2 separate regions of the Homo sapiens genome follow, and region 1 is linked to region 2. A link is an interaction called in ENCODE POLR2A ChIA-PET data of the cell type or tissue named here. Cell type or tissue: IMR-90. All regions are shown on one strand.

Region 1 (5,000 bases), 62 kb after region 2:
CCTGAATAGTACTCCGTTGTCTATATGTACCACATTTTCTTTATCCATTCATCTGTTCATGGACACTTAGGTTGCTTCCAAACCTTGGCTGTTGTAAACAGTGTGCAGCAAACATAGGAGTGCAGATAGCTCTTTGATATACTGATTCCTTTTTTTGGGTATATACCTAGCAGTGGGATTGCTGGATCATATGGTAGCTCAATTTTTAGTTAGTTTCCCCCCCAACCCCACCAGGGTGGAGTGCAATGGCACAGTCTTGGCTCACTGCAACCTACGCCTCCTGGGTTCAAGCGATTCTCCTGCCTAAGCCTCCTGAGTAGTTGGGATTACAGGTGCCCACCACTACGCCTGGCTAATTTTTGTATTTTTAGTACAGATGGGTTTCGCCATGTTGGTCAGGCTAGTCTCGAACTCCTGACCTCATGTGATCTGCCCGCCTTGGCCTCCCAAAGTGCTGGAATTACAGGCGTGAGCCACCGCACTTGGCCTACTTGAGTTTTTTTAAATTGAGTTGTAAGAAGTCTTTGTTGTTATTGTTGTTTTTGAGACAGAGTCTATCTCTGTTGCCCAGGCTGGAATATAGTGGTGTGGTCTCAGCTCACTGCAACCTCAGCCTCCCAGGTTCAAGCGATTCTCCTGCCCCCACCTCCTGAGTAGCCGGGATTATGGGTGTCTGCCACCATACCTGGCTAATTTTTGTATTTTTAGTAGAGACGGAGTTTTACCATGTTGGCGAGGCTGGTCTGGAACTCCTGACCTCTAGTGATCTGCCCGCCTTGGCCTCCCAAAGTGTTGGGATTACAGGCGTGAGCCACCGCGGGCAGTTGTAAGAATTCTTTATATGTTTTGGTCACCAGATTCTTATCAGATACATGATTGCTAGATATTTTCATTCATGCTATAGTTTGTCTTTTTACTTACTTTCTTGGCAGTATCCTTTGACATACAAACATTTTTAATTTTGGTGAATTCCAGTTTGTCTTTTTTTTTTTTTTTTTTTTTGAGAGCATGAGGAAGGGCTTGTAGTTGCCTATTCTTTTTTTTTTTTGAGACAGTCTCGCTCTGTCGCCCAGGCTGGAGTGCAGTGGCACTATCTTGGCTCATTGTAACCTCCGTCTCCCAGCTTCAAGCAATTCTTCCACCTCACCCTCCCAAGTAGCTGGGATTACAGGCGCACACCACGATGCCAGGCTAATTTTTTGTGTTTTTAGTAGAGATGGGGGTCTCACCATGTTGGCCAGACTGGTCTTGAACTCCTGACCTCAGATGATTTGCCCACCTCAGCCTCCCAAAGTGCTGGGATTACAGGCGTGAGCCACCGTGCCCTACCTGTCTTAACGTTTTTTTATTATGCTTTGAGTGTCTTATCTAAGAAACCATTGGCTAATACAAGGTCATGTACATTTTCACCTGTGTTTCCTTCTGAGAATTTTATAGTTTTAGCTTTTAAATTTAGGTCTTTGATCTGTGTTTTTTTTTTTTTCTCCTGAGATGGAGTCTCGCTCTGTCGCCCAGGCTGGAGTGCAGTGGTGCTGTCTCAGCTCACTGCAACCTCCACCTTCCTGGGTTCAAGCAATTCTCCTGCCTCAGCCTCCCAAGTAGCTGGGATTACAGGCATGCACCACAGGCGTGCACCACGATGCCTGGCTAATTTTTGTATTTTTAGTAGAGATGGGGTTTCACCATGTTGGCCAGGCTGGTCTCGAACTCCTGACCTCGTGATCCACCTGCCTTGGCCTCCCAAAGTGCTGGGATTACAGACGTGAGCCACTGCGCTTGGCCTGATCTGTTTTGAGTTAATTTTTACATATGGTTTGAAGTAGGGATTCAGATAAGTTCTTCTGCATAGTACTGTGGTTTCAGTGTCCCCTCAAATTCATATTGTAACTTAGCTCCCAATGTGGCAGTATTAGGAGATGAGGGCTTTTAGAGGTAATTGCATCTTGAGCACGTTGTCCTTGTCTTAGTTCATTTATATTGCTATAAAGGTACACCCGAGGCTGGGTAATTTATAAAGAAAAGAAGTTTATTTGGCTCCTGTTTCTTTCTTTTTTTTTTTTTTTTTTTTGAGACGGAGTCTCGCTCTGTCGCCCAGGCTGGAGTGCAGTGGTGCGATCTCAGCTCACTGCAAGCTCCGCCTCCCAGGTTCACGCCTTTCTCCTGCCTCAGCCTCCTGAGTAGCTGGGACTACAGGTGCTTGCCACCACACCCGGCTAGTTTTTTGTATTTTTAGTAGAGACGGGGTTTCACCATGTTAGCCAGGATGGTCTCAATCTCCTGACCTCGTGATCTGCCCGCCTCGGCCTCCCACAGTGCTGGGATTACAGGCGTGAGCCACCGCACCTGGCCTGGCTCTTGGTTCTTCAGGCTGTTTAAGAAGCATGGCACTGGCGTCTGCATCTGGTGAGGGCCTCAAACTGCTTCCACTCATGGTGAAAAGGGGAAGCTCATGTGTGCAGAGATCACATGACAAGAACAGAGGCCAGTGAGAATAGGAAGGGAGGTGCCATGCTCTTTTTAACAACTAGTTCTGGCAGAAAGGAACTGAGCAAGAACTCACTGAGAACCTTGAAGATGGTACCAGGTCATCCATGAGGGATGCACTCCCGTGACCCAAACACCTCCCATTAATCCCCACTTCCAGCATTTGGGATCAACTCTCAACATGAGATTTGGAGGGTTTAAACAAAGCAAAATATAGTAGCCGTTACAAATGGATTAATCCATTCGTGGGTTAATGGATTAATGAGTTATGTGAGTGGAACCAGTGGCTTTATTAGAAGAGGAAGAGAGACCTGGAGCTCACACATTAGCATGCTCAGCCCCCTCGCCATGTAATACTCTGTGCTGCCTCGGGACTCTGTTTGAGGTCAAAGGCAGCCCCTCAACCTTGGACTTCTCAGCCTCCAGAACTGTGAGAAATAAATTCCTTTTCTTTATAAACTATCCAGTTTCAGGTATTCTTTCATAAACAAAAGAAAATGGACTAATACACATGGGGATCTCTTGTTGTTGTCTCAGCACCATTTGTTGAAAAGTTATTCTTTCTCCCATTGGTTGACCTTGGTACCTTTCTCAAAAATCAATTGACCATATATGTATGGATTTATTTTTCCCTTCTCAATTCAATTCCATTGGTCTGTATACCTGTTGTTATACCATACTATTTTTATTGCTGTAGCTTTGTAGTAAATTTTGAAATTATGAAGTGTGAGCCCTTCAACTTTGTTCTTCCTTTTCCAAGATTGCTTTGACTATTCTGTGTCTCTTGCATTTCCATATTAATTTTAGGATTGGCTTGTCTATTTCTGGAAAAAACAGAGTTGGAATTTTGATGGGGATTACATTAATGTGTAGATCAATTTGGGGAGTCCTGCTATCTCAAATCAGCTTTTTTTTTTTTTTTTTTAAGACAGAGTTTCGCTCTTGTTGCCCAGGTTGGAGTGCAATGGCGTGATCTTGGCTCACCGCAACCTCTGCCTCCCAGGTTCAAGTGATTCTCCTGCCTCAGCCTCCCAAGTAGCTGGGATTACAGGCATGCGCCATCATGCCTGGCTTATTTTGTGTTCTTAGTAGAGATGGGGTTTCTCCATGTTGGTCAGGCTGGTCTCAAGCCCCCGACCTCGGCTGCTTCGGCCTCCCAAAGTGCTGGGATTACAGGCATGAGCCACTGCGCCCGGCTTACATCAGCTTTTCAAGGCAGATTTGTATAACCCAATTTGAAATTGAGCCATAATATATTATTTCCAGAGATGTGTACTGTTTCATTCTTATCTTAGCTTTTCTATCAGGAACAGAAGATGGTTGATCTCGACCACTGTGAAGCCAGACCTTGGGTGGTGCATGGTGGAATTCTGCATTCTTTTCCCTCAGATCTGTCCTCCATCAGTCTGTCTCCCAATCTGCAAGATGCTTAGGGGGTATGATAACGCTAGAACCTGAAAACTGCAATCATGATTGGCTGTCTGGAATTTGGTTGTTTAAAACAAAACAAAAGACTGGGCATAGTGGCTCACACCTGTAATGCCAGCACTTTGGGAGGCCGAGGTGGGCAGATCATGAGGTCAAGAGATCGAGACCATCCTGGCTAACATGGTGAAACCCTGTCTCTATTAAAAATACAAAAAATTGGCCGGGCACGGTGGTTCACACCTGTAATGCCAACACTTTGGGAGGCCGAGGTGGGTAGATCATGAGGTCAAGAGATCGAGACCATCCTGGCTAAGACGGTGAAACCCCTTCTCTACTAAAAATACAAAAAATTAGGTGGGTGTGATGGTGGGTGCCTGTAGTCCCAGCTACTGGGAAGGCCGAGGCAGGAGAATGGCGTGTACCCGGGAGACAGAGCTTGCAGTGAGCCAAGATCACGCCACTGCACTCCAGCCTGGGTGACAGAGCGAGACTCCATCTCAAAAAAAAAAAAAAAAAAAAAAAATTAGCCAGGAGTTGTGGCGGGCGCCTGTAGTCCCAGCTACTCAGGAGGCTGAGGCAGGGGAATCGCTTGAACCTGGGCAGCAGAGGTTGAAGTGAGTTGAGATCGCGCCATGCACTCCATTCTGGGCAACAGAGTGAGGCTACATCTCAAAAAAAAAAAAAAATCTTGCTCCTTTATTTATTTATTTTTTTTGTAGAGACATTTGTTTCGCCATGTTCCTCAGGCTGGTCTCAAACTTCTGAGCTCAGGCGATCTTTATGCCTTAGCCTCCCAAAGTGCCACTCTGCCCCAAACATCTGTTTTCTTTTTCAGACAGAGTCTCACACTCTTTCCCAGGCTGGAGTGGAGTGCAGTGGTGCAATCTCTGCTCACTGCAACCTCTGCCTTCTGGGTTCAAGCAATTCTCATGCCTCAGCCTCCTGAGTAGCTGGGATTAAAGGAGCGCGCCATCACGCCCAGCCAATTTTTGTATTTTTAGTAGAGATGTCATTTCACCATGTTGGCCAGGCTGGTGTCAAACTCCTGACCTCAGGTGATCCGCTCGCCTTGGCCTCCCAGAATGCTG
Region 2 (5,000 bases):
GCTTTGTCGCCCAGGCTGGAGTGCAGTGGTACGATCTCGGCTCACTGCAACCTCCGCCCCCTGGGTTCAAGCGATTCTCCTGCCTCAGCCTCCTGAGTAGCTGAGATTACAGGTGCACACCACCATGCCTGCTAATTTTTTTATTTTTAGTAGAGACAGGGCTTCACCATGTTGATCAGGCTGGTCTCGAACCCCGGACCTCATGATCCGCCCTCCTCGGCCTCCCAAAGTGTTGGGATTACAAGCATGAGCCACCAAACCCGGCCAAAGACATTTATTTCTATTTCATCTCTAACCACAGCAATAGAAATCTCCACTTCAGTACCAATGTCTCAGAATTTAAATGTTAATGCTTATTTATTCTCGTTTAAAAAAGAAAACTTGGCTGGGTGCGGTTGCTCACGCCTGTAATCTCAGCACTTTGGGAGGCTGAAGCAGGTGCATCACCTGAGGTCAGGAGTTTGAGACCGGCTTGGCCAACATGGTGAAACCCTGTCTCTACCTAAAATACAAAAAATTAGTAGGGCATGGTGAATCCCAGCTACTGGGGAGGCTGAGGCAGGAGAATCGCTTGAACCCGGGTGGCGGAGGCTGCAGTGAGTTGAGATCACGCCATTGCACTCCAGCCTGGGGGACAAGAGTGAGACTTCATCTCAAAAAAAAAAAAAAAAAAGAAAAGAAAAGAAAAGAAAACTTATGGCTAGGCATGGTGGCTCACGCCTGTAATCCCAGCACTTTGGCAGGCCGAGGCAGGCAGATCACCTGAGGTCGGGAGTTTGAGACCGGCCTGGCCAACATGGAAAAACCCCATCTCTTCTAAAAATACAAAATTAGCCTGGCATGGTGGCACATGCCTGTAATCCCAGCTACTCGGGAGGCTGAGGCAGGAGAATCACTTGAACCCAGGAGGCGGGGGGTGCAGTGAGCCGAGATTGCACCATTGCACTCCAGGCTGGGCAACAAGAGCGAAACTCCGTCTCAAAAAGAAAAAGAAAAAAGAAAACTTGTAAGTTTTGCGGTTTGGGGAAATGATAATAAAGAACTATCATTCACTCAACACTCATTTTGTTTTAGGCATTATACTAGTCACTCTACCTAGGTGATCTAATTTTTTTCTAAATAAGCTTTAGGTAGATGTTTCTCTTTTTTTTTTTTTTTTTTTTTTGAGACAGGGCATTGCTCTGTCATCCAGGCTGAAGTACAGTGGCACAATCATAGCTCAATCCTCCTGCCTCTGCCTCCAGAGTAGCTGGGACACCACCACGCCTGGCTACATTTTTTTAATTTTTAGTAGAGACAAGGTCTTACTGTGTTGCCTGGGCTGGTCTTGAATGCCTGGGCTCAAGCTATCCTCCTGCCTCAGCCTCCCAAAGTGTGGGGATTATAGGCATGGGGGATGGTGCCTGGCCTTCTCCTACTTTTTATAAGAAATGAAGGGTTCAAAGGAGTAAAGTGGGGTTTAAAAATCTGCCTACTGAGCAGCTGGGAATGGTAAAAACGGAACTTAAACCTCAAAGGAATTCCAAAGCCTGCACTCTTAATCCTGGAAAACACCTGGGCAGGCAAGGAAAAAGGATCAACACAGACAAATATCTATAAAGGATTATGCAACTTAGACCAAAGCACCACACAACTTGCCTATTTTCTTTTAATTTTTACCCCAGTTCTGTATTTTTCCCCTTCCTTCCATCTTTTGTCAATATCCTTTTCTAACTGCATGACAACTTCCTTTCCTTTCACAGCTTCTTATTCTATGGATAAAACTAGAAGTAAAAAGTTTAGAAATAGCAAAATCCACTCAAAGCATGTATGTGTGCTTTTATGCAGATTGAATCCTGTTTGATCGGTATCATTTCACAGTCTGTTTCCTCAACTCTCCACATCTCTTATTTACAGGGTTCAATGACGGCAAGAAGTTAAGACTGTAAGCGGTTAAAAAAGAAACAAGTATCTTTAGAATAACTGAAATTACATAAATGTTTATCTTCTCAAAATTCTCATTATAAGTCAGAGAAATAATATAAAAGCTCAAGCTATATACTGAATTCAAGTTGCATGCAACAGTATACTTGGATTTGTTCCAAAAGAGATTAAAACACACAGCCCAGCTTGTGAACAGGCCACGCACGCTGCCTTCAGCTCCTCACCTCACACGCACTTCTCCCTTCTCATGCCATAACAATCTGGCTTTCTGCCTTCATCAGTCCAATGAAACTGCTCTGGCAAATGTGAAAAACGACATCTTGACTGCCAAATCCAAAGACCACCATGCTCTTCCCACTGTCATTCTCTCAAACATTGAACACTGTATTAGAGACCATTTTGAGTTTGCCGTTCCCTTGGCTTCTCTGTATTCTCCAACATAACTGCTTTCCCCCACATTTCCTTAGCAATTTATTTTCTATTAAATCTGATGCTTCTCAGTTTTTTTGGCCCGCTTCTCTTCTAATTCTCCATCCAAAACCACAGCTCCAGCAGGGACTTCTGTGTTGTCTCCACATAAGCTCCTCTTCTCTCCTAACAGACTCATAGAGCTTCACCTGGAATCCTAAGGCAATTCAAACACAATGATTTTTTTCACCATTCTTTACCTGTTCTTCCTATATTTCTTTTTTTTTTTATTTTTGACATGAAGTCTCACTCTGTCGCCAGGCTGGAGTGCAGTGGCGTGATCCTGGCTCACTGCAACATCTGACTCCCTGGTTCAAGCAATTCTCCTGCCTCAGCCTCCCAAGTAGCTGGGATTACAGGCACCCCCCACCAGGCCCAGCTAATTTTTGTATTTTTAGTAGAGATGGGGTTTCACCATGTTTGCCAGGATGATCTCGATCTCCTGACCTCACGATCTGCCTGCCTCGGCCTCCCAAAGTGCTGGGATTATCTTCCCATATTTCTAATCTTCATTCCATCTACCAGTTGCCTAGACTACAAACTCTTATGTCATTCTTGACTCCTTTGCATTCACTCATCACAACTGTAAGTCACCAAGTCCTACAGATTCCTACCTTTTTAGGATCTCTGGAATAGGCCTGTCTTCTCTTTCTGCTGCCACCATTCTACTTCTCGACCTGGAAGGTAAGCCATACCCTCCTTGTTTCTACTCCACATGGTCACCAGTGGGGTTCCTCTAACACAAATGTAACCATTAAACACTATTTCTCAAAGTGTGGTTCTCAGACTACCTGCACCAAGATTACCCTGAGCTGCTGGTTTAAATGCTGACTCCTGACTAGAATATAAAAGTCTCTGGAAATGGGAATGAACATCTGCATTTTAACAAGGTCCCCCAGGTGATTTTTATGCCCATTAAAGTTAGAGAATTAGCCAAAAGGATGAAGTCCATATTCTTCAGCAGACACTCAAGGCCCTTCTAATTAGACCCTAATATGTGGCCTGTTCTCTGCCCACTCCCCACTCTGCCAGACTACCTCTGTTTCCCGCACATGTCAAATTCAGGTCTCGGTTTTTCACTCACACTGCTCTCTCCATTCTGTATCCTATCCCATGACTAATACTTCAAGTCATGCTCAAACAGCTGTAGTGGAGATGTATTATCTTGTCCAGGTCCTATTAGACTGCAGACTCCTAGAGGGGCCAGCACGATACAGGACACATGGGATAAATGTACTGTTAAATTCAAACAGCTTAGTGCCTCAAGGGAACCCAACTGAGTTATGACATGAAAACAGAAGAGTGACAACTGAGGGATAACATGAGTACCAAAACCAGAATTTTGTTTGCAACAATTTTAAAGTCAGCAGACAAACTCAGAGTGACTAAATCCGGGAAAGACATGTGGTATGAACTGAATGACTGCTTTGTCTTTCAAGGTCATAAAAAGAATTATTTTTCTCTAGCCCATTTCTTTTTGTTTCTATTATTTATTATTTTTAGAGACAGGGTCTCCCTGTGTCATTTATGCTGGAATGCAGTGGCATAATCACAGCTCACTGGAGCCTCAAACTCTTGGGCTCAAGTGATTCTCCCATCTCAGCCTCCAGAGTAGCTGGGACCACAGGCATGCGCTACCACACCTTGCTAATTTTTAAAAATTTTTTGTACAGACAGGGTCTCCCTATATTTATCAGACTGGTCTCAAACTCTTGGCCTCAAGCCACACTCCCACCTTGGCCTCATAAAGTGCTGTGACCACAGGCATGAGCCATGGCACCTGGCTAGCCCATCTCTGAAAGAATATGATGGATTACTGTATTTTGGAAAACTATCCTAAGTTGAAATTAAAACACATTCATTGGCCGGGAGCAGTGGCTCACGCCTGTAATCCCAGCACTTTGGGAGGCCGAGGCGGGCAGATCACGAGGTCAGGAAATCGAGACCATCCTGGCTAACACGGTGAAACCCTGTCTGTACTAAAAATACAAAAAATTAGCCGGGCGCAGTGGCGGGCGTCTGTAGTCCCAGCTACTCAAGGAGGCTGAGGCAGGAGACTGGCGTGAACCCGGGAGGCAGAGTCTGCAGTGAGCTGATATCGCGCCACTGCCACTGCACTCCAGCCTGGGCGATAGAGCGAGACTCCGTCTCAAAAAACAAAACAAAACAAAACAAACAAACAAACAAACAAACAAAAATTCATTCCATACAACTGCACTTCCTTTTTTTTCCTTTTTTGAGCGGAGTCTCACTCTGTCGCCCAGGCTGGAGTGCAATGACGGGATCTCAGCTCATTGCAACCTCCGCCTCCCGGGTTCAAGCAATTCTCCTGCCTCAGCCTCTCGAGTAGCTGGGACTATAGGCGCCCGCCACCACACCCAGCTAATTTTTTTGTATTTTTAGTAGAGACAGGGCACCACATTGGCCGGGCTGGTCTCAAACTCCTGACCTCAAGTGATCCATCCGCCTCATCCTCCCAAAGTGCTGGGATTACAGGCGTGAGCCACCATGCCCATCCTGCTCTTTTTTTTTTTTTTTTTTTTTTGAGACGGAGTCTGGCTCTGTCACCCAGGCTGGAGTGCAGTGGTGCGATCTCAGCTCACTGCAAG

What was found. ChIA-PET counts read pairs that join two places held together with the same protein. Peaks named below come from ENCODE experiments on the same cell type or tissue, not always from the same donor. Only the 100,000 strongest peaks of a DNase experiment are listed, where the experiment ranks them.
Region 1: POLR2A ChIA-PET joins it to region 2 with 6 read pairs; 6 of 35 experiments call an interaction of 5 or more read pairs at or near these places.

The regions. Positions count from the first base shown.
Region 1 is chr22:17,666,983-17,671,982 of GRCh38, forward strand. All of the region lies in intron 2 of BCL2L13 (BCL2 like 13), which reads left to right. Among named protein-coding and RNA genes, the nearest start is that of BCL2L13, 31 kb to the left of the region's middle. In IMR-90, no CTCF peak of the experiment used is centred here; no DNase peak of the experiment used is centred here.
Region 2 is chr22:17,604,551-17,609,550 of GRCh38, forward strand. The region is part of intron 4 of ATP6V1E1 (ATPase H+ transporting V1 subunit E1); the gene reads right to left. Among named protein-coding and RNA genes, the nearest start is that of ATP6V1E1, 22 kb to the right of the region's middle. In IMR-90, no CTCF peak of the experiment used is centred here; a DNase peak (open chromatin) is centred at 2,131.